Linked DNA regions of Mus musculus: region 1 is linked to region 2. A link is a loop called in an ENCODE intact Hi-C map of the cell type or tissue named here. Cell type or tissue: gastrocnemius. All regions are shown on one strand. Links, peaks and the distances in the headings refer to the core of each region. The heading gives the core; the rest is flanking DNA.

Region 1 (12,321 bases), core at 2,583-7,582, 380 kb before region 2:
GGATGGAGGAATCCTGTACGTGGCTGGTGAGAATTTAGACGAGTGCAGCCAAACATATATCAGAGTGGGTTCAGAAAGGCCCAAGTTGGGGCCTGGTGTGTACTCCTTCAATCCCAGCACTTGAGAGGCAGAAGCAGATAGACTCTGTGAGTTTGAGGCCAGCCTGGTCTACAGAGTTTCAAGACAGCCAGGGCTATGTAGAGAAACCCTGTCTCAAACAAACAAACAAACAAACATACTCCAAAACAAAAAACAAAAATAAAACTGCTGTATGCCCCAGCTGGGCACTCGTGGGCACTTGCCTGAAGCAGTCATGTCTGAGGCCAGCGTGCCACAGAGATACTTGTGCATCCATGTTTCTCACTGTTCTGTTTACAGTGATTAAGAAATGGACACGAGGATTTCTAATGTCCTGTTAATATGAGAAAACTCAGCCATCTGGGAAATGAACACCAAACCACAACAGGACAGGAACGAATATTAAAACACTTCATAATGCCTGGTAGAGGCCCAGAATCTCAGCACTTGGGAACCTGAGGCAGGAGTTTCATGATCACTATGTAGACCAGGCTAGCCCCTGGCTCATAAAGATCCACCTACCTCTACCTCCTGAGGCCTGGAATCAAAGGTGTGTGCCACCATGCCTACTGACTTCCTTTTATTCACATATGCCAGGCACTTGCTTGGTGCAAGGATCATAAAGATGATTTAAAAAAAAAAAGCAAAAACGAGACTCGTTCCTTGCAGCAGTCACTGTGCTGAAGAAAATATACATGTAGGCAGGGACTGGCACACAGCTGCTGAGGGCTATGTCCTAGTGTGAGCAGAGCGCCATGGAGACCAACCGAAGGAAGAACCAGCCTTTCTGGGGCTGTGCTCCCACTGAATGTCCCAGGGATGAGTGCTTAGCAGCGGGCCACCAGGTACTGGGTGCTTTGTCCACACTCCTTCGTATTGTCCCTTGTGATTTGGGGCTGCACGCTGAGATCAGCTTATGGCCCCAAAGTCCTATGTCTGTGCAGTCCGCAGTTCTTTGTGTTGTCTTGCTCACCCATGTACTGTTCGTCAGGTGAGGAAGGTGTGCTCTTGTGCTTGGTGATATATATAGAGAAAGCTTGGCTAAAAGGCCTAGGAGCAGTCACATCTTCTGGTGGTGTCTTAGGTAGGGTTTTTATTGCTGTGAAAAGACATCATGACCACAGCAACTCTTATAAAGGCAAACATTTAATTGGGGCTGGATTACAGTTTCAGAGGTTTAGTCCATTATCATCATGGCAGGCAACATGGCAGTGTGCAGGCAGACATGGTGCTGGAGAGGTAGCTGAGAATTCTAGTTTAGGCAGGCAGCAGGAAGAGAGACACTGGGCCTGGCTTGGACTTCTGAAACCTCGAAGCCCACTCACTCCCAGTGACATACTTCCTACAGTTCCTAAAGAGTGGTCACACCTACTCCAACAAGGCCACAGGTCCCAATCCTTGGAGATAATGCCTCCCTGTGTGAGCCAGTCTCATGCAGAGCACCACAGGTGGCAGGAGTAGCAATGTGGGAGAAGCCCAAGGGAGCTGTGAGCCGCAGTCCCAGGCAAGGGGATCACGGGGTCTGAGCCAGCTCTGACTCTAATGGACTCTGAGTAATGGCTGATGTGGAGCGCATGAGTCTGGAATGCTCTGATGGCCAGCTGTCTGGCCTTGCACAGTTATGGACTCTGAGCTCCAGGTTCCTCCCCTTGCTGGATGGAGGAATGGGGGAAATGTCTACAGCCTGCGGTTGTGGAGGTAAAGTCACCTCAACCCACTGAAGCTGCATGGTCTGTGACAAGCAATTGGTAAATGCCAGTAAGAGCACTTCCATCGTGTCTGGCTTTTTATTAGCTTGAGACTCTACCATTTCTCCTTGTGGGTTGGTTTTGAGGCAGTGCTCACTGTGTAGCCAAGGCTGGCCTGGAACTTTCGTGCTCTGTCTTTAGCCTTCCCAGTGCAGGGAATACAGCCATGTGCTGCCACCCTGGCTTAGGTGTTATCTTAAAGATTCCATCCTTCTCTTGAAGGCCCAGAGAATAGTCATAAACTTTGAGTTGGAGTGTGATCTGAGCTGTGATCCAGAGAGGGAAGGTGGGCTAGAAGAGGCCATTTGGAGCTGTTGGAGAGACGAGTGGAGAGGCGATGATCACCAGGTGGGATCCGCCCTGCGATAGTGCAGTACTAGTAAAAGTAGAGCATGGCGTCATTGCAGTGTGGATAGATGGGATTGGTGACCAGCTAAGGTATGGAAGGGGATGAAGAGGAGGAGGAGGAAGAAGAAGAGAAGGGGGAGGAGGAGGAGGAAAGAGGAAGAGGAGGAAGAGGAAGAAAAGAGATGAGGAAGAGAGAGGAACAGAGGAGAAGGAAGAAGAGAAGGAGGAGGTGGAGGAGGAGGAGGAAGAAGAAAAAGGAGGAGGAGACTGGGTGCCCTGGGTGCAGGGGCGGATTGGCGCTGTTCGCTGAGGTGGATCATGCCAGTGGATGGGCAGGGCAGATGCAGGATAAAGAGATGAATGACTGCAGCTTGATGTACTGAGAACGTGATGCCCTTGGAACGCCCAGCCAGAGCCCCTCATTAGGGAGAGGGGGCTGAACTCAGAAGAACAGAAGAGTGAGTGGAGACACCAGGCTAGGATCACTGGGGACATTCATAGTAAGGCGGTTGTGAACTGGCCGTTTGAGGTTTGACCCTGTTTTGGTACTCATATCTGCCAGCAAAGCTAAGCACACCTTGAGGTCCAGGCTCTGTGGAGACAGCAGATGTCAGCATCCCAGGAACAGACTATGTGTCTGGGCTGGCTTTGAGCTGCTTCTCAGTGAGTGAATTATTTTTGCTTTCAGCTACCTGATAGCTGTGTCAGCCCTCTGACCTGGTCCTTTCTCAGGAAGGCAGCTGTTCAGAATGGAAGCTGTAGGCACTCAGGGATGATGCTAGTGAGGCCAGCAGGACTTCTGGCAGCTTAGTGCCCAGCTCTGGCTGAGCTCCTGCTCCCTGCTGCCCTGTGGCTCAGGTCCCTATAGCAAAGCCTCTCCCACTGAGACTTTCTCTTTCCTCAGGCTCCTGCTTCAGCTCGCCCAGTCTCAGCAAACATCATTCGCGTTGGAGAAGAACTTGAGGACTCAGCAGGAAATTGCAGGGAAAGTGAAGGACTTCAACTTTAGGGAAGATACTTTGCTGTTGATGGAGGAGGTACGGTTCCCCTCGGGGTTGTAGAGGGCAGCGAGCGTCACTGTGATTTTGTGCTGTTCCCATAACAAAACCAGATCTCATCTCATTGTGAAGGACCTCTGTCCCCCTCCACTGTGTGCCTCTGGGTTTCCAAGTCACCAGAGTGGTCCTCCGTCATTCACTTGCTGTATCCCTGCTTTCTGATTCTCATGCCTGCCCACATGAGCATCCTAAGTAACATGCCCACCATATTTCCACATTGTTTCAATGTGGAATTCACTGGGTAATAAGTCTTTCGCTGGAGATTTGAGCCCAGGACCTGTACATGCTAGGCAATCAGTATTCCACCGAGCTAGCCATGGTGCTGGACTTGACACTAATGGGTGAGTGTCCGCAGTTGAGCAGGACTTTATGTAGCTTCCCTCCTCCTCTCCTAACAGCAGTGATGGGGAAGACAGGTAGGGCTGGAGGAGGCCTAGAGAGGATGCAGCTGCCTGAGGTTAGGGCCAGAGGCAGCATAGGCCAGCCATGAGAAGTGTCCTCTCGCTCCATCCACCCTGTCACCTTGATGTCTACAGAGAGGTGCAGATGCCATTTTTAAGCCTCTGCCAGCCCTTTCTGTCGCTGGCTTTCTGTGAAGATCACGGCTGAGGATAGCAGTGGGAGACTGTGTGCTTCAGCTCTTCTGCTCCCAGTACAATGACCTCTGTGGCCTCCAGAGAAGTTAGAGCTGTAGATTGCAATTCAATTCAATATTCAACATTGCAATTCAATATTTAATCTTAGGTTTGTGCATGCTAAAATCAGATGTGTGCCGTGTCAGTGAGCTCCATTGCTAATCCAGTGTATGGACCGTGGTGTTCTCCTCCCGTGATACTTTACATGTGTCCCATGTTCAGGGATCCCCAACACCCCCTTTCAATGTGTGGGTAAATGCACGTGTGTGGAGGTGAGGGAGAGGCCAGGTCCCCCGTTGACTTTGCGTTTGCTGTGTAGGCCCTGCTCAGGAGCTTCCAGGGACCCACCTGTCTCTGCCTCCCATCTGTTTTCACAGGGATTGCAGGGGCTTACCTCCATGCATGCTTTTTCACGGGTTCCCAGGATCAAAAGCAGTCCTCAGGCACATAAGGCGGGTGTTTTACTGTCTGACAATCCCTCGGCCACCGCTTCTCACTGTTTTGCCCTGGCCGGCCTCAGAGTGGAAGCTCAGCTTCCCAAGGAACTGCCTTTAAGATAATGACTTCTAGTGTTTTAGACTAGGCTTGCTTTCATATACCTTTACTATCAGCACGTGATAGGCAGAGGCAGGTGGATCTCTGTGAGTTCAAGACCAACCTGGTCTACATAGTGAGTTTGAAGCCAGCCAGAATGACATAGATGCCTCTAAATAAGTAAAAACCCGAGAAGCCAGCCTTTGTGAGTCATGTCATTATGATGCTGCTGAAAGAAGACGTCACGCTGTTGACATGTGACATATCAGGTCACGACTTTAGAGACACTGAGTGCAGCAGTGAAGCCCCCAGAGCTGATGAATTAGTAAGGTTTAATAAGAAGCGCAGCATCTTGGTGACTGTGTGATGTGGGGCTGTGGAGGTGGCTCGGTGGGAAAAGCTCTTAGCTGCAAGCACAAGCCCCAGGACCTGAGTTCTAATCCCCAGCCTCCACATAGAAGCCAGGCATGGTTGCAGATACCTGGAACCCTAGCACTGGGACAGAGAAGGTGGGTCCTGTGCGCTTGCTGGCTGGCCAGCCTAACTGAACAGCCAGTTTAAGGCTCAGCAAGAAACCATCTCAAGGAAATCAGGCAGAGGGTGACTCAAGAATTCCTCCTTTGGATTTGGTATACACAAGCAAGGGTGCATATGCCACACACAAGCACACACCACACATGTGTGCACACACACTAAGCCTGTAGTCTGTGAAGAGCCATTCTTTGGTTGTACTTGTAGTTTTCATGGCCACATTAGATGTAGGAGGAGCCATAAATTAGTGTCTTGAGTGCCTTGTCCAGCATTCTTGCTGGCTGATGTGTAAGTTCTCACGCTTTGAAAGCTTGTTAGGACCTCCTTCTCCTCGCTGCTGCTACTCATTACCAAAGGACCACTTACTGAGCTTACAGAAAGGCTTCTTGGAACTTAAGTTTGAATTGTCTCATCGATCCTGGGATTGAGTCTGTGTGACTGCAGTTGCAACTATGACCAGGAGGGGGCAGTATTGTGCCTCTAGGGGGATGTGCTATGGCCCTGAGAGACCCTTGGCTGTGTAGGGTTGGTGTTTTTTTCAGGTCTGAAAGAGGTTGACATAGCAACCTGTTGCTTGGATCTTCACTGTCTTCAACTTCCTTGGGGGAACCTGGGCAATATGGATTCGTGTCTCACATCATACCTGTCTGAGCTCTGCCCCTACCTTTCAGCCCCAGCCTCTCACCTGGAGGGAGGAGCCCACAGCTACACTGTCAGACTCAGAACAGTCTTTGGCACAGAAAGGTTGATTCAGTGCTCCCCGGAGCCCAGGCGGAACAGCTGCCATCTTAGGACTCAGGATTCTCGGAGAATGAGAACGGAAACAAGGCGGGTGGCATCCCTGACACTGGGACCAGGGCCCCTCCTGTGGTGCAGCGCCTCCCTCAGGGCTTCAGTGTGAAAGGCCGTTCAGCTGGTAAATGATCTCTGTTTTCTGCCTCTGTGACTGGGATAATGCTTTGTTTTTTCCTCTCCTCGTGCTGATACAGGCTATGGGGGAAGACATTGTCCCAGAAAAGATAAAAGAGGAGCTTCATTCGGAGGTGAAGTGTGTGGGCCCCGGAGCCCTGACTGCCATGGTGGTTGCGTCCTCCAAAGAGTTTGAAGACAAGTGGTTCAGAAAGATCAAAGACCATTTCTGTCCCTTGGGAAATCAGTTCCACGTGGAGGTTGAGATCATCGCTTAGGAAACCAATCCCGAACCTGAATATCCTTGTTTACTTAGATCTGTGCAATCATGGAAAGCTCAAATAAAGAGGATTCTTTATATTGTTTATACAAAACTCTCTCCCAGGTAATTTCAGCTGCTCTCAGCTTTGTTGTTTGTTTGTTTGTTTTGTGTCCTTGACGCCCTCAGTGCTGTCTTTGTAGGCCTCTGCCAAGTTCGCAGGCACCTGTTGGGAATGTAAATGCAGAGGCTGTGCTAGGTTTTGCTGTTGCTGCTGCTGACATAGCAGCTTTAAGGGTTGATGGAGACTGATGGTTTCAAAGAGCAAGGCTCAGTCTCCGTGGCCAGGAAGCAGAGGGAGACAGAGAAGGGTCTGAAACAATGCCGCCCTCAAGGACATGCCCGAAGTGACCTGCTTCCAGCTAGACCATCACCTAACATTCCCACTCTCTCCGTGTAGTACCCACCAGCCGGGCACCAGGACTTCAACAGTCTTAGATAGTCAACAGGGAGGATATCTTCTATTCAAGCCTTAGCAAAAGACTTTTTAAAATTGTTTGGGTCCATTGAAAACAGTTACTATGTTGCAAGAAGCAATTGCTCAAGTGTATCCGTTAGGAATGACCAAAGAATGCTGGCATGTTAAGAGTACATAGGCTGAGTCAGGAACTGCAAACAGGTGTTAGCCTACTTGCAGGCTTCCTGGATGCTGGCAGAAGATGGGACACTCCTGAGTCAGAGACCGGATTCCTACCCTACAGGACCAGCAAGCCAGATGAGCCTGAGAGTATCCGCGCTGGCTGCTTTTGTTTCCAGGTCCTAAGGAGGCTGGCTGTACATGTGGGCACACACGGATGCATCCTGTCCCACGGAATGTGCAACACTGCCTCCTGTAGCTTACACATGCCAACTTGCCCTACAGGGTTTAGGAAGCCCAGGCTGCTGGAATGATGTGTGTGCCTGCCTCTTGGACTCCTGTTCTTGCTATGCAGACATCCTGAAAGATGTCTGGAACAAGCATTTGCTCAAAAGACGCAGGAGCCAGGGACAACCCAGATCTCTGTCTCCTTTAGCCACATAGACCACAGTCCCTAACATCTTCTGCATGTACAAAGGGCCATTTTCTTACTCAAGGAATTACCCAGGACAGAATTACTCTTTGTAGTGGAAGGAATAAGGTGAGCCTCACCTTGTGTTGTTGCTTACTTAGACTTTCATGGAGAGATGACTCCAGCCCTTGACAACGGGTGCAGCCCCCAGGATTCCTCTTTGATCCTTCCCCTCACTCCCCTCAGACAAGGGGCTGACGGTGCTGAGTGAGGACGCTCAGGGAGTTGGTCAGTTTGACCAGCAAGTGCAAGTTCAGGTTCTCAAACGGGAAACAGAGGACCACAATTAACAGGCGCTGCGGTTTTGGAACCTGTCAGCAAAGGAGCACCCGTCCAGCCATCCCTTCCTGAGCTATGTTACTTGCTACTCACTGTGTGATTCCTAGGAGACATGGGCTGGAGCCGGTGGTCTAGCAGAGGACTGCTCTCAGGGACATAAACTAACATGGCTTACCATGCCCCTCACAGTGTAGCTGTGGCCATCTGGAACTCTCCTGTCCACATTTCTTTCCCATTAGCCTTTCTAAGGGTACCCCCCCTCTCCATCTTTATCAGATAGCTAATTCACAGGTCCCCACTAAACATTGGCTTTTTAAATAATTGCTGGTGTTTCTGCTTTTCCTAGAAGCTGACATGCCTGCCTGCCTGCCTCTTCTCTTTCTGAGGCCGAGCCCCTTTGCCCTGGTTATCTGGCTTTCCTGGAAATGTTCCCAGCCCCGGGCGCAGCTCCATCCTTGCTCCTTGTGGACTTCACCTGCGCTCTATGCCTCCAGTTCTCTGGTCTCCCTCCTGACCTCCTACCCACACCCGGTGGCCTGGTGGTTTCCACGTCTTGTGTACAGCTCACTCCTACCTCACCTTTCAGTCAGTGCAGGGCTGATGTGAGGACCAAGATCACTGACATCCAGAGCCTCAGCTGTCACTGAGGGCGGGAGGGGCACCGGGAGGACAGGGCGCCTGCGTTTCGTCACTGGAGTTCCCCCACAGCATTTCCAGGACAGATGGGGAAGGTAATGAATGGACAATGACTCTGCTGGAGAGGAGGCGTCCCTGTGTACTCACACATCACCTGCTTGCCAAAGAGTGAATCACTGGGAAGTGAGTGAATGGTGACACAGGTGAGGGTGTCTGCTCTCCAGCAAGGGTGGGACGCTCGGTTGGCTACTTCCCTCGTTGCAGTAACCGAATACCTGACAGGAAGCAATCTATTGAAAGAAGGAGGGGTTTCTTTTGGCTCACAGTTTGAGAGCACAGTCTTATCATGGCAGTGAAGACCTGGTAGCTGGGGTTGGGGTAACTGGTCGGGTTGCACCTGCAGTCAGGAAGCAGAGGGAGATGAACATATGTGCGTGCGTGCGTGCGTGCGTGTGTGCGTGTGTGCGTGTGTGCGTGTGTGTGTGTGTGTGTGTGTACACATGCGCGCTCGCATGCGCTCAGCTCACTTTCTCCTTTCTTTTAGCAGCAGGACACACTCAGCATGAGTTTCAGTTTCGATTCCAGATCCTCTTTCCTTGGCAATGACGATAAGCTGTCATGGACAGCTATATTCGTAGATGTCCTCACTTCAGCCCTTCCTCCCAAACAGGATGTCCTACTAGTTATTTGAGCTGGTAAATGTCTTCGGCCTTTCACACTCTTATACATCTACAAACTTTAGATTGGAGCTACGATCTTACCAAGGTCAAGGTCATTCTCAAAGTTGCCCCGAAGGCTGTGAAGTCCTACCCGGTGGCCTCCCTGCCCACTGTGTTTACACTGCTCCTGTTGGGTTTCTCTGTATAGCTATGGCTGTCCTGGAACTCACTTTGTAGACCAGGTTGGCCTTGAACTCAGAAATCCACCTGCCTCTGCCTCCCAAGTGCTGGGATTAAAGGCTTGCGCCACCACTGCCCGGCTAAGGGAGGGAGTATTAACGATACTCCTACCGGGATCCTACGTCCCAGGACCATCTCTTTTGTTTGCCGTTTCTGGTGGAGCCCAGCTTCCCCACTGCCACCTTTCTTCTAAAGGGTCAGTCTCTGTACCAACTTGAGGCACAGAGGGCTTATAACTCAGAAGCCAGTTCCTGCTGAACCAAGCCACCCGTGTCACAGATGTCTCCAACACCCGTGCAGTATGACATTTAATAAAAGATGAGCTTCGCTTTGGGGAAATCGTGGGTCATACACACCTCTAGCAAATGAATACAAGCTAATGTTTACAGAGAGATGGTTTTAAACAGGAGCCTTCTCAAAAAATGTAATCTCAGAAAATAATTTGCACCCGGTTTTCTAGGGCTTTGGGGCTTGATAGGAAAGCAAGCGAACCAGCAAAGAAGCAAAGAGGGGAAAATAACCCCCCCACCCCCACCCCCGCAAAGCTCTGCTGCTGCGGGGTTGCACACCCATCACATCAGGGGCAGCCTTGCGGGCATATGGCTGTTTCTCCCTCCCTGATTCTGTCTTCTGGCTGAATCTAACCTAGGTTAGTGTTTTGGACCCAACAAATTTAACGGGAATTCCCTGAGCAGGCCAAATGACAGGCCAGTGACCCGCAGCTCAATTCTACCTTCCCAAATTGTCCCTTGGAGCTGGGGGGCGGGGCTGGAGGCGAGCATGGGGGAATTGGAGGCCCGAGGTGGGTAGAAGATACTGTGTATTTCCCTTATTCTTTTTTCCTCGTAGGTCCTGGGTGGCTTCATTCTACGAGGCTTTGGTCCAGTGTTGGTGCGGCCTCCTTTTTGAAAGGGCAGACCAGACTCTTCCTCAACCCATGTCCACTGCCTGGCAGGGTCTTCCTGCCTAATGTGTGACCGGCTTCTCACTTTTATCCCTCAACACCTGTGTTTCCTCAGCCCCAGCTTTGTCTCCCTGCCCTTCTCCCTCAGGCTAAGAACGCTCAGGGAACATAGCGTGGCAGCTCTGGGATCTTGGTGCCAGCATACCAATTCTTTGAGTCAGGAATATATTGCTGTCTCCTGGAGATGGAACACATGTGCCAGGCCCTCTAGAGCAGCAGTTAGGTCTGGCCTCCCGGGCCCAGCCCTGCAGAATGTGGAATAGAACATTCAGGAAGGTGATGATTTCCGACATGTGTCTCGATCTATAGTAACATGTGTTACCATGACAGTGGGGACTCCCAGAGCAGTACTCTTGGCTCTGTCTCTGGCAGAAGCGTCCCTGACCCGACTAGGAAGAGATGATTCATATTTAGGACAGCCCTGGGTCTTTCCTTTAGCTTCAGGGCCACTGTGTATTTGAGGAATAGCTGCTGGAAGTAACCCTTTTGCTGCTGGTGGGGATACATTTTTGCTTTGTTTTGGATAGTGCTTTGCTACAAGGCCTAAGCTGGCCTGGAACTTGTTATATAACCCAGGCTGGTAAACCTGATCCTTCTGCCACAGCTTCTCTAGAACTGGGATTATATTATATTATATTATGTTATATTATGTTATTATATTAATTATTTCACATTACAGACAGGTGCCACCATGCAGAGTGAGACATACTTCAAATCAGGGAATGCTCTGTGAAGAGACCTGGCTGAGGTGACTCAGCTTGCAGCTTGTGAAGAGACCTGGCTGTGGTGACTCAGCTCGCAGCTGTCCCTGTGCAGGGCTGGAGAGGGACGGGATCCAGATCAGTCCAGGTTCTGGGGGGAAGGGAGCCAAGTGGCAAAGGTAGGAAAAGCACCTTGGGGTGGATAAGCCAGGGTTCCTCTGGCACCTGAACCTCCATCAAAGGCCTGCTAGTCAGTGACTAAGAGGTCTGCCCTACATCCCCAGGGAAAGGAAGGCCCTAACCCTAGTACCTTAGAATGTGACTATTTCGAAGCAAGACCTTTAAATCCACGGTATCAAAATCTATACTAGTTAAGAGTCTCCACAGAAACAGAACCAAGAAGAGAGAAGAGGAAGAGACGGAGATGGGGAGAAAGACAAAAAGAACGAAAAGGCCAATAAAAACACTGGATCACATGATAATGGAGACTGGCAAGTCCCAAGATCTTCAGGCTCCTTCTTCAAGAGCCAACAGTGTAGTTTCTAGGTGTAGGCCACAGGCTCAAGGCCAGAGAACTGTTTTAGGTCAGGTTAAAAAAGAAAAAAATTAGCGCTTTAGGTTGAAGGCCAACAGACTGGAGGAATCCTGTCTCGACTGTGGAGGGGTGGCTCTTTCTATTGTGTTTGGCTTCAGCTGACTAGATGAAGCCCGAGCACAGTAAGAAGGGATCTCTGCTTTCCCACGTCTAGCAGTTAATCCCATCCAGACACACCTAGGATGATGTCTTCCCAGTTAACTGGGCATCCCACAGTCTAGTCATGTCAACACATAACATAAACCGTTAAAGCTCACCCGCTTATCATCTTGCTCCCATTTCCAGCTCCTTAAACTCCCACTCCAGTTTCCGTTTCCACGAGTATACGCGGAAGGGTATTCAGGGACATGCATGGTGAAGTAATCTTGTGGGTTTCCTTTTCCTTTTTCTTTTTTTTGTAATTGTGAGTGACAAAATTCCTATTTTAAAAAAAAAAACCTTTAAGGGAAAAAGACTGTGTTTTGGATTTTAGAGGTTACAGGGTATAGTAAGCTGGTGTGGTTTCTGTGAGGTAAAACATTACAGTGGAAGGATATGATAGAACAGCCTTATGGCAGTCAGGAAGGAGAGAGAGAGAGAGAGAGAGAGAGAGAGAGAGAGAGAGAGAGAGAGAGAGAGAGAGAGAGGCTGAGGCCAAGGCAAGGTACTCCTTCAAAGCCATGCCCTCTGTTAGTTGCTCTCCTATGGCTGTGACAAGAAACCATGATCCAGATAACTTCTCGAGGGAAGTTTATTTGGATTATGCTTCCAGATGGCAGAAAGAAAGGAGGAGCAGCCATGGTGACTGAAACAGCAGCTGAAGGTTCACGTCTTACACCGCAGGCCGACAGAGAGCAGAGAGCATGCTGGGAATGGTCCGAGGCTCTCCTGGTGCCGTACATCCTTCAGTGAGGTCAAGCATTGGTTGATCATAGCCCGCCTGGAACCAATCACGTGAGGAAAAGCCTGACAGAGATACCGAGAGGTGTGCTTTACCAGTCTCCTCTGTGCCTTTTGGTCCAAGCTAAGGATCACCACAGGTGGTGTAGGGCAGGAGCC
Region 2 (12,321 bases), core at 4,962-9,961:
CCTGTTTTCGGAAGCTGTATTAGTTGAAATTTATATTTTAAAAGTAAAACTAAAAGGAAGGGGAAAGGATAATAATACTAAGTCACTATTTTTCAAACATTACCTACAAAGCAAAAGCTGGATTTGACCTAAATGAAAAAATGAAAGAATTACACCTATTTAGAAGGATCTGTCAAAGAAAATGTATCAAAATGAGAAACACTGTTGTTACAAAGATAAGGTAAAAGGAGTTGGATACATTCTACTTTTTATTTGTATTTTATTTTAATTTCTCTCTGTAAACATCCTTAGAAAAACAGTGCCAACCCAGGATGACATTTTTTCATTGTGGTGACATCTTGGTCTTTAAAAAAGTTTCCCATGCAGTGTTTGTTTTTGTGCAATGCCCATTCACAAAGATTCCAACATTAACATATTTTTATAAACGTATAAATTCTTTATAAACGCAAGAAGTCTCATGTGGAAGATGGAAGGCGTGGTGTGGGTTTGTTCATTCTGCGGTCAGGATTTACTTCGGCAGGGTTTAGAGAGGGTACAGCCCATTGCGGTAGGGAACCCAGTGCTGTCCGTGGTGGTGGGCGCCTAAGGCGGCTTGCTCATAACTTAGCAGATCAGGGAGCAGGCGACTGGACCTGAAGCTGGCTGCCTGAAACCCAGAAGCTGTCCCAACTCCTCTAGCTCTTTGGTAGCTTAGGCCCCACCTCTAGAAGCCCCCACAACTTTTCAGAACAGTGCCACCGTCTGGAGACTAAGTGTTCAAACACATGAGCCAGGGAGGGCATCTCCTCTTTAATGGGGATTAACTGACCTGTCATATATAAGGAATTCAGCATGAGGCCCAGCACAAGGAGGCCTGATAGATTGCGTTATTAATGTCACTAAAGTGCCTGCACATAATGCCCACAGAATGTTGTTATCCAGTCTCTAACCCTTTTCAGTGTCTGGTTCTAACATCTCTCAGCATCTGGTAATATATTCTGTAAATTACAGATGTGAAAAACAACTAGGGGGTGGCTACAGGTTGACCTCTTCTTGTGACACAACAGGCAGCTAAGACCATAAGAAGGGACTGTCTAGACCAAGGTCACCCAGCTTCTCTCTGAAAATCAGAACTAAAACCCTTTGTCACGGGAGTCAGTGAGATAGCTCAGTGGGCAAAGGAGCTTTCTTTCTTTCTTTCTTTCTTTCTTTCTTTCTTTCTTTCTTTCTTTCTTTCTTTCTTTCTTTCTTCCTTCCTTCCTTCCTTCCTTCCTTCCTTCCTTCCTTCCTTCCTTCCTTCCTTTCTTTCTTTCTTTCTTTCTTTCTTTCTTTCTTTCTTTCTTTCTTTCTTTCTTTCTTTCTTCCGTTGACTTAAAACTCCTGTTCCCCTTTCCTTGCCGCCTTCTTGTCAGGATCAAGGGGGATGTCACGTCTTGCCAAGCAGAGGGCTTGCAGCAACATGATTCAGCATTCCCCATACAAATGTAATTTCTAAATGGATTCTTCCTGAGAGGTGTGGCTCTCATGCTGCAGTCAGCAAACATAGCAGGTTTCCTGATGCCTTGCTTAAATGTAAGTGTGGCCAGTGACTATGTAGTGAGCCGATGTTAGTCCCGCATCCCTAACACGGTAGAACACCTGTGCACATGATGTCCTCAACAGGGGCAAGTGTCTTTGGAGGCAAGCAGCTCAGGGGTTGCATGGGGCCCGAGCACTGGTTACCTGGTGTTGTGCCAAGTTGGTTTTCTCTTCTGTAAAATGGAGTAATCATATGGCCTTGTGCTATTATTGTGAAGTGTCATGGAGCTAGCTCATGGGAGACATTGGGGTACACTTCTCATCCCAAACTGCTTCTAGCATTTGATGTGCCTTCTCTTCATTGGTACCCTATAGGGTGCCTGGCTCTGGTCCCAGTTATCTGTCACATCAGCTCTTGAAATCACCTCCATCAAGTGATGGAGAAGTGTTAAAGAAAAAACCATGGGGACTTTGGCCAGAGCTGCGTGATGCACCATGGGATCAAGTGTGGACCCTCATCTCTGCCCAATTCCTCAGTTTCCTCTACACAGGCAGAGGCTTGTAGATCCCGAGTCTTCCTTTGTATTTTTGTTTGTCATTCCAATCTCCTCCTGAAACTTGTTCAGGAATTGCCCCCAAGGTAAAACAGGAGCCCAACTGCTTTCTGGGTAGTGTGAGGAATTCACAGCTCTTACAGGCGTCTTGGATAATCTCTGCATTCTTACTTATGTTAGAAGTGTTCAAACGGTAAATAAACTAGAGTCAAATAAAGACCATGAACACCTCCTAGATCCTAGAGAATAATATCATTATATGTCTACATATATGGAAAATAGAGAAGTGTTACAGTTCACTCCCTTCTCACCCGTCTTGATTTGTTCCTACATAATCTATGACCAACAGCTTTCCATGTCAAATATTCATTTTCTGAATCATTTAAGAGCTGAGAGACATTTTTTCTATGTGACCATGGCCTATTACTGGACAGAGAGAACAGTGCAGAGCCTTGATCACTGTGAAACTTCCAGAAACACCTTGTTAGCTCAGTCTTCCATGCAGGCACTCAAAACTGTTTCTTCAGCTTAGCTTCCTGTTTTAAATGGGTGAGAAAAGGACTGTCCAATAAAACAGTTAAAAAGGGGGATATGTGAGATTATTGCTTCAGAGTCCTCTCACACGTTCTGTGTGTGCACATGTGTGTCAGTGTGTGGACATGTGTGTCTGTGGAGGTGCGCACAGTAGGCTAGGCTGGCTAGCCAGTCAGTGCTGGGATGACAAGTGTGTACTGTCACTTTTTGGTCCTTAGCTTCTGGGTATGAACTCAGATCCTCATGTTTGGAAGGCAAGCACTTGACTGACTGGTCCTTGTCTTTGGCTCATCGGTTTTCTTTACACCTTTCTAAGTCGTGGTAATCCACAGAGAGATCACTGGAAATGTTATCCAATGTCTTTCAAAAATAAGCATCCCGTTATATAGATCCCCGTATCCAATCCCCAGTCTTTAACACTTCTGATTGTTAGTGTCAATTTTCCTACCATGAGGTTCTTGTCTTTCTCTTCCCTTTTGACCTGGTCCTGATGCAGGAGGCCACTGATAAACTTGCTGCCATCTGCTGTGGGGTTTCTGCTCACCTGACCTTGTGAGCACTGTTTAAAGTCAAGTGAAGGTTTGGTTTGAGAGTCTTCCGCCTTGGGGGCAATGCTGATTCCCAAACCCATTTAATTCACTTCGAACCCTGGCCAACATCCCTTTGGAGACAGACAGTATGGAGATATTTAGGGACACTTGTGGCTTCTTAGATAATGGGACAAACTGTCTTGGTATAGCTTCGCAATTGTTTAACATAAAGTCACGTTTGGAAGAAAAGAGAAGCAGAAGAAAACAGTCTTGGATTCTACAAGATTCCAAGTAGTGAAGGCTGGACCCAGGCAGAGGCAGGGGTTCAGTGACCAAGAGTATTAAAATGCGCTTGTGCCAGGTACTGTTTGACGGGACACTGAGAATGGAAGGGAGAGCTGACTGAATGTATACATTTATAAGCCGCACCTCTAGGCAGTTTCCTAAGAAGGGTCTGGTGTTAGCTGACAGGCAATATAGGTATGCCGAGGGGTGTGTGGAGCCTGGATGGGTGGGCGGGGACTGGAGTCATGCTGCTACAAGCCAAGGAATGCCAGCACCCTCCGGAAGCTGGAAGAAGAGATGAATTACCCTGTACTGGATAATTCTCCTACAAAGAGCAAAGCTTGGTCCATAACTTGACTTCAAGCTTCTGGCCGCAGACTCTGAGAGAATACATTTCTGTTGTCAGCCACGAGGTTTCTGGCTAATTTCTTGTGGCAACCTAACCTTAGGACATTGGCAGCGTGAGTTGACAATAACTAGTACTAGTTAGTTTCTTACCCCTCAGGACAAACCAGGCATTGTGACTGTCATGAGATTAGCTCATCTCATCTTTTCAGCTCTATAGATGCTATTGCTGTTGTCACCTGCAAAGGACGGGTCAGCATGCTGTGTTTGAGGAGACGCAATGATTTGTGCACAGCCCCCTGGGAGGCCAGGGGCGGCGGCGGCAGCGGGAGTCAGGATGCACTTTCGGAATTTCAACTAAAGTCCTTTACCCATGGAAAAGAGCATACACTCTCCTGCCTTTCGTAGACTCAGGACGCAGGGCCTGAGATCCGGCAGCAGGAGTAGGCTGGCCTTTGCTCTGCTGTACCTTTTCTTGAAGCCTCATTTTTGGTGTATGGTTTCAAGTATTTCTCGGTATCATGCCATGATCTCCTGAGCTTTTAAAAGTGGGTGGGGCTGTAGGGCAGGTGGTCTTGAGCGTGTAAGTCAGGATTGCAGTGAGAGGGTGGGAGTATGGGGGAGAGGAAGCAAGTGGAGATCTACAAAGACATCTAGTAACTTCTGTTTCAGTGGCAGTGCCTGTGGAAAGGCCCTTGTTATAACATCCAGAAGATGTGGGGATTTCAGATGAGACCTATCTCCAGCCTACTTGTGTCTGTGGGAAAAAACAGTTTTACTTTTCCATGTCTCAGTGTCTTCATTGATAGAATGGAATCAAATCCTGTTCCGTTTGCTTCACTATTGTGCGAGTCAAGTGGAAATCTATTCATGCGAAACTGTTCTACAGAAAGACTTGACAAGAATGTAAATGGGCGAAGATAATCATGGCAGCCTGTTCTGTTCCGGCACAAACAGAAACAAATACCTACCCCCCCCCCAAAGGACCAAACAGCAAATACAAAAATCAAAGTCATCCAATGAACCTGGGAATGATTTTGTATCATCTGCTGGATGGAAAGTTGTGTCACCATTAATAAGAATAGTTCTGAAATATGCCTAACTCCATGGGAAAGTGCTTGAACATTGAACATATGGGAAGAAAGTAATCTAAGAATCTACTCTATAATGTGTAAAATCACTTATAAACACAAAACTATCCTCAAAGAAGACAGAAACACAAAACACAGAAAAGCTATGATTTATAAGCAAATCTGAAGTGTTTGGAAAGGAAAGCAATAATGACTGTTGTCCAAGTGATGACCACTGGAGTGTGAGTTCCTGAGGGGTAGGTATCATGGTGGTCTACACTGGCTGATGTGCAGGAAGCCTTCTCTGAGTCATCTATACCAGCAGAGTCGTTACAGTGGCCATCAGCAGGGGTCACTTCTATTTCATGGACTGTGGAGCTGATGGAAAGAGTCTATTACTGTCTAAGGTTCCTTGCAGGGAATATCAATGGTGGCAGGCTCCAAACTCCCTTCACAGGTTAGTGTTATCTAGACCACACAGGGATGTCCAGCAGGCATTACAAATGGGGAGGGGACAACTTATCTCCATCACTTTGGTCTCCCTATCTCTGTCACCCAAAAGTTCTCTAGTCTCCAGACTTTATGGATATGCTGTTACATGACATGGTGAAGGAGAATTAAATTTATCTTTGGGGTTAGGTTTGTCAATCTATTGACATGAACTAGTTATTGTTCTGGATTATCCTCGTGGCCCTAAGATAATTTTTAAAATTCCTATGAGATTTGGAAGGCTGGAAAAAAGAATGAGAGAGGTCACCATGAGAAAGAAAGACTCCTCCTGCTGGCTGTGGGGGTGGGGTGGTGGTGGTGGTGGAAAAGGGAACCTAGGAATGTCAGGACTTCTGGAAGTGGAAGAGAAAAGAAAACAGGTCCCATTTTCTCCCCACCTCCCAGAGTATCCACAACAATTCAGGTCTGCCAGCATCTTAACTGAGGCTGCAGAGATTTAGTTTGGTCTCTGGTCTCATTGTTAGGAATATATATATATATATATATATATATATATATATATATATATATATGCATTAAATGACTCATTTGTGGCACTGCAGATGGCAGCATCAGGCTGGGTCACTCTGAAACTCAGACATCATGGTGGCCTCCTCAGGGAGGGGAGATATGTGAAGCACTTTAGCTTGAAATTTGTCATCCTGCTCAGTGTAGCTGCTTGCTAATCTAATGAGTAATGTATGCATCGTCTCTGACTAACACTCTTAAGTGAAGAGTTTCTTGCTCAAGCCACAGTGAAATCTAAATAAGGCCTTAAGGATTTATACCCATGGTGGACAGATGCCTGTGTGAATCCCCTGATGTGGGAGTCATCCTTATTTCATGGCTGAGGAAAATGAGGGATTGAAGACCAAGGCCCAGAGTGGACAGCAGATTGAAAATGGAATCCCCAGTGCCTGGCCCAGCTTTTCTCTATCCCGGGTACTCAGATCTGACTTGCTGCTTTCTTCTCGAAGGTGATGAAAGGATACCATCTTTTTTCTGTAGAGACTTGGACTCCATGACACATGCCTCCCAGTCAGTTCCCATATTAAAGACCACACACATAGGCGATGCTGGACACTATCTTTAATTCTCATTAAACCACACACAGAGGAAACGCACGCCTCTGCTAAGTTCTTCTAGCGGCAAGCCTGCTTTTGGGGCTAAGCAGACTTTCAAGGAGCCCTGCCTTTGTTTTGAATCCTTTGAGAAGTACCCCCTTTCTCAGAAACCCAAAACTCACTTTAAAATTGGTCAGTACTGGAATTTATTAAACTTCCAGTGTCCAAATGGTCTTTGATTTGAAGTTAAAAGACAGAAAAGCCAAAAACCCATAATTCTTCAACTACAAAGGTGAGAAACACATGGTTATTTTTGATGTATATGAGAGAAATCAGCTAGACTGTTGGTAAAGGGATCTCTCTCTCTCTCTCTCTCTCTCTCTCTCTCTCTCTCTCACACACACACACACACACACACACACACACGCAGAGCATACACAGAACACATGATCAAGTTCCCCTCGGCTTCCTCTCCCTTTCCGAAGGCAGGTTTCAATTCCTGGGAACATCTATATTGCTGCCCTATATGGGAAATATTATTACTTTTTGTATTTTGGTCAATAAAGTCCTCCAACTACCATTCACACCCCCCACCCAATTGCAAATAACATCACAAAAAAGTCTGCAATGTTGAAGCAGCCATGGAATGCAGAAGAAAAGACCGGGTCTCGAAGCCAGAAGACTAGAACTTCCCCAAGGTCACGCATTCAACGTCTTTCCTTGTTCTAGGAATCCACTTGCAATTGCAAATAACATCACAAAAAAGTCTGCAATGTTGAAGCAGCCATGGAATGCAGAAGAAAAGACCGGGTCTCGAAGCCAGAAGACTAGAACTTCCCCAAGGTCACGCATTCAACGTCTTTCCTTGTTCTAGGAATCCACCTACGCAGGTACTCAAAACCCACTTAATGGACAAATTGATGGGCATCCTGGGATTGTCTGTGCAACCAACTGCATGTGAATCTGAGAGCACTGGGGCGTCAGAAGGGCGAGTGTCTGGGATATTTTAATATTTAGTATTTCCAGACTCAGCAGGCAGTGGGCTAAATCTGTCCACTGATGGGCAGGCTTGAATTATGAAACCACTCACGTAGGTAGAGAGGATGCCCTGAGCTGGGGGAAATTGTTGCTATGGGTGTTTGCTCAAGGCGGCTGGGGGTGGGGCTGCTCAGCTGGGGGCTGGGCAGGTGACATAAAAACAGGTGAACGATAAGAGTGGGGATATGGACTGGGTCAATGGGGGTGTTGGTGGCAGCCTTCCAAATTCCGTAAGCTCCAAAAATGTGGGAGCGGAACCTCTAAAGGAAGGAGGCCACACAGTCAGTAAAGTCCAGCTTTCTGTAGGGTTAGGCAGCGAGGTTGCCCCCTTGTGGTTAAGGGGTTGAAGAGAGAGGAGTTTATGGGCCAATTTCCATCTGCCAGATGTTCTTGAAGCCTCCATCCACCACAGCTGTCCCAGGTGGTGATGCGCCCACGAGGCTGAAGGTTTGGAGCCAAGCGTGATCCTCAAGATAAGAAAACCCTGAAGGTTGGATGTAGGACTACTGCGGGTGGAGTGGATTTATACTTGGGCTGGCAAAGAGGAGGCAGCTAAATGTGTATATTAAGATTTGACCCAGCACGTAAATAATAAGTATTTGTCAATGTTCTGACTGTATCAGATGTAGTGCTAAGCACATCACACATAGTACTAGCTGCTCTTCCAAAGGGCCCAGGTAATTCCCAGCCCCACATGGCAGTTTATAACTGTCTATAACTCCAGTGCTAGGGGATACAGCACCCTCACACAGATACTCATGCAGGCAAAACATTAATGTACGTAAAAATAAGTAAATCTCTAAAGAAAAATAAACCCTGCTTCTTAATGAGTGTCAAGTGCCTGTCTGGCATTAAGCAGTGCACAGCTGTAAACTATCACAAACATTATAATACCAATATGTTACTTTAAAGTCTTTGCTTTGAATCTCATCTATAAATCTAGGAACAATGACATTGAACAAGCAGGGTTATTGTAAGGAATTGAGAAAATATGTGTGATGTGCTTAGCACTACATCTGAGACGAAAGGATGGACCATCTAGAGACTGCCATATCCAGGGATCCACCCCATAATCAGCTTCCAAACGCTGACACCATTGCATACACTAGCAAGATTTTATCGAAAGGACCCAGATGTAGCTATCTCTTGTGAGACTATGCCGGGGCCTAGCAAACACAGAAGTGGATGCTCACAGTCAGCTATTGGATGGATCACAGGGCCCTCAATGGAGGAGCTAGAGAAAGTACCCAAGAAGCTAAAGGGATCTGCAACCCTATAGGTGGAACAACATTATGAACTAACCAGTACCCCGGAGCTCTTGACTCTAGCTGCATATGTATCAAAAGATGGCCTAGTCGGCCATCACTGGAAAGAGAGGCCCATTGGACACGCAAACTGTATATGCCCCAGTACAGGGGAACACCAGGGCCAAAAAAATGGGAATGGGTGGGTAGGGAAGTGGGGGGGAGGGTATGGGGGACTTTTGGGATAGCATTGGAAATGTAATTGAGGAAAATATGTAATAAAAATATTAAAAAAAATAGTTTCCTTAGTCTTGCAAAGGAGAGTGAAAGTCCAGATAATTTGGCCATGCAAAAATTATAAGTGAAAGACAGTGCTATTTTGTCCTGACTTCCCAAATGCTCAAGCTATAAAATATTTAGTATTGGTTCCAATGCATCTTCTGTTGAATTGAAGATCTTGTTTAGGTTTGGCACCCGGGCAACAGCTGTACTTGTGATTCCACAGCATGATGTTTTCTGGATGCCACAGATGTGCTGTGTCCGTGGAGGGGTACAGATATAAGGCAACAACTCCTCCCTGGAGCCTCTCGTGGGGCTTATCCCTGCTCTGAAAGGGCTCCTTTAAAGGTAAAGTCAAGTCCATTATTTTCAAGTATAAACCTGGTTACTGAAATTTCTAGAAGGGAGCGAATTCATGCAATCTGTTAGGAGAGCATTCGGGTTAGAAATTTAAGACTCAATTATTCAGAAGGCTTAGGGATTTTGCCAATCATGATATGATCTTGGAGAAATGTCCTAGCAGTTCTAACATTTTATTTCAAATATATCAAATGGGCTTAGTAACTGCCAGGAGTGTGCTGAGCTGCAAATAGTGGGAAACCCAATAGAAACTGATTTCTGATGGGAGGTAGAAAATATAAGTTAGTGTCAGTGACTAGAGAATGGCGCTTGGGATCCAGAGCTGGCTTCTATTCCTGTGTGCTGGTCCTTACAGGGAGAAGATAGTGGCTATGCCTTCTATTCCTGTATGCTGGTCCTTACAGGGAGAAGATAGTGGCTATGCCTTCTATTCCTGTGTGCTGGTCCTTACAGGGAGAAGATAGTGGCTATGCCTTCTATTCCTGCGTGCTGGTCCTTACAGGGAGAAGATAGTGGCTATGCCTTCAGACAGAAAGAAGATGTAGGCAAAGGGCAGGATCAAAGGAAAATGCTGACTGAGATAATTCTCCATGATTTTAGGGAAGCAACACATTTCTTGTAGCCCCACCTCTACCCCCACAATCTTGTTCTTATATCTTATTTTCCAGAACTGAACTACGTCCACCAAGCTGCAAAGGATCCTGGGAAGGCGACCTTCTTTATCTGGGTGGTTTCATCTCTGAATGAAATGAAAGTCCTGTAGGTAAAGAAGAACAATAACTAGAAGAGGACCTAAGTCTCCTTTTGCATCCTGGACAAACTGGGCTATCATTTGTTGATCTAGTACTCGGCAATCAGTATAAGCTCATTTGGCTAGTCATTCACTTTAATTCCTGCACAAACACAAAGCAGGTGTGTGGATTCTTATTTGTAGAGAAACTGAGGCACAGAGAAAATCAGGCAGGTTCACATAGGCAAAGTGCGATAAATTATCCCTAGTACTTCTATCTGCTGGGTTCCAAAACTGTGAAGGAGGACTCAAGTCAGTCTATTTTTTGTTAATAGCCTCCAAGAAAGTAGTTGAAGGCATTCTCTACCCTCTCACTCTACAGACCTGAGAAAGGAAGTATGAACTCCCATGGAGATGTTTAGGGTCTCTAGAACTCTTGTTGAGATCTCTGTCCCCCAGCAAAGTTCTCAATGTTTCCTGATTTCTGAGAGCTGAGCTTTGAGGTCTGCCCTTCCTGGAAGGCTCCACGCATCCCTGCAATTAGACTCCTTCCTCACTATTAGCCTGTTGGTAACTTTGTGTGTGCCAGATACACCCATCTGAGGGAAATAGAGCTGGGCTCAACTGCCTCTTATTCTCAGGAGCAGAAATGATCCAATACTTGGCCTTTGAGCAAGGGGTGATGTCAACAGTCAAGAAACGCAGCATTGGGAGGCTGGTGGCTGTGCTGAATCCTACCTTGACACTTACTGGCTATGTGACTGGTTTGTTTCTTCATTAGCCCTTAGCTACTTAGGTGCAACAGGAAAGAAAACAATCAAATTCATGTCACTGAGTTGTGAGGAGTAAGATACAGGGGCACTTAGAAAAAGGAATGCCACATGGCTGACGTCACGGGGACCTTGGTCAGCGTGGTAGTTTGAATGAAAGTGGCCACCACAGACTCATAGGAAGTGGTACTATTAGGGTTTGTAACTTTGTTAAGTAGGTAGGGCTTCATTGGATGAAGTGTTGGTCACTTGGGGGCGGGCTTTGGGGTCTCTATGGTCAAGCCAGGCCTACTGGCTCAATTTTCTTCTTGCTGCCTGTGCATCAAGATGTGGAACTCGTAGCTACCTTGCCAGCACCATACCAGCTGCATGCTGCCATGCTTCCTGCTATGATGATAATGAATTAAACCTATAAACTATAAGCCAGCCCCACTTAAATGTTTTCCTTTATAATAGTTGCTGTGGTCATGGTGTCTTCTTATTGCAATAGAACACTAAGAGTGTTTGTGGAACATCTTTCAGACTCCTTTCTGATCAATGTGCTTCTTCAGGTTCAGGCTTTTGAATTCTGAAAGCTAGGTCTCTAGGATTGTTCTTTTTAGTGAAGACTACAGTTGCCAATGAATTCCTTGGGTTTTGCTGTTCAAGTGGAACCAGAAGATTTGTTAAGCTCTAACTTTCCTGCCTTTCTGAAGACAGTGTAAACTGAACCCATGCAGTTGTGTTGATGTGAAGACCCTCTATCAGTCAACTAAGGAAGACAGGCTGATAAACTCTAAGGAGCTTTCTCCTTCAGAGTCAAGGCTGAGCCTGCAGGTTTTACATCCACCATGTTCCTCAGAGCTGACTCTGTCCCAGGGATAAGAGGGCAACCTTCAGAAGCAGGCAAGCAAAGGGAACAGTGACATATTCCTGGGACTCCATCTGGTTTTGGATTATGCACACCTTCCTTCTCATTATGCTTATTCCCTGCATGTAGTGTGCATACATCCCTCTCCAAGCAATGCCTCTAACAACCCCTGACTTGCATCTGCACAGGGCTGCAGGTGTACTCTTCCAAACAAAAGGGTACATTTCTCCTCTCCTAACAACGATCAAACTGAGTTTCTGTTAAAATATTTTCTCAATGTATCCGGTTTTGAAGACTAGAAAGGCCAGTTTTGGCTGAATCGATTTTGGATTCATGTAGAGTAAGGCACAACTGGGACCTCAGTTGTGTACTCTTCGGGAGAAGCATCGTTTTACCATGGAACGCCTATGCACAAGTGTGTGGGCATATGATTAAAATCAGATGCGTTATGGGAAAGGACACAAAAACCCCTAGCCTTTCAATCAAAACAGAGGATCACCTTACTATCTATGCCTGTTAGTAAGCAAACCCCTCCTCCTGAGCTCCATAAAGGGAAGCTTCAAACAGTAGCCGGCTGCTAATTTCAACGGCGTATTCCTAATCTGTGTATCGCTTGCCTCTGGATAAAGTTTTCTTGCTACTTTTGCTAATCTGGTCTAGCTCTTACTTTCCTTTCTTTGGA

Evidence for each region. A loop is a pair of places that touch in the nucleus more often than their neighbours do. Peaks named below come from ENCODE experiments on the same cell type or tissue, not always from the same donor. Only the 100,000 strongest peaks of a DNase experiment are listed, where the experiment ranks them.
Region 1: a loop joins it to region 2, with 2.6 times the contacts of the local background. A loop is called at or near these places in 9 of 42 quality-filtered maps.

Annotation. Positions count from the first base shown.
Region 1 is chr15:58,016,164-58,028,484 of GRCm38, reverse strand. It overlaps 9130401M01Rik (RIKEN cDNA 9130401M01 gene), which reads left to right. Exons shown (of 6, transcript NM_029418.4): 5 at 3,079-3,211; 6 at 5,922-6,215. The coding sequence ends at 6,119. Among named protein-coding and RNA genes, the nearest start is that of 9130401M01Rik, 12 kb to the left of the region's middle. In gastrocnemius, for the core only: a CTCF peak has its summit at 5,395 (motif pointing right); DNase peaks (open chromatin) are centred at 2,933, 5,406 and 5,684.
Region 2 is chr15:57,639,909-57,652,229 of GRCm38, reverse strand. The region is part of intron 1 of Gm35682 (a long non-coding RNA gene); the gene reads left to right. Among named protein-coding and RNA genes, the nearest start is that of Gm35682, 14 kb to the left of the region's middle. In gastrocnemius, for the core only: a CTCF peak has its summit at 7,731 (motif pointing left); DNase peaks (open chromatin) are centred at 7,659 and 7,684; H3K4me3 peaks cover 271 bases; H3K27ac peaks cover 666 bases.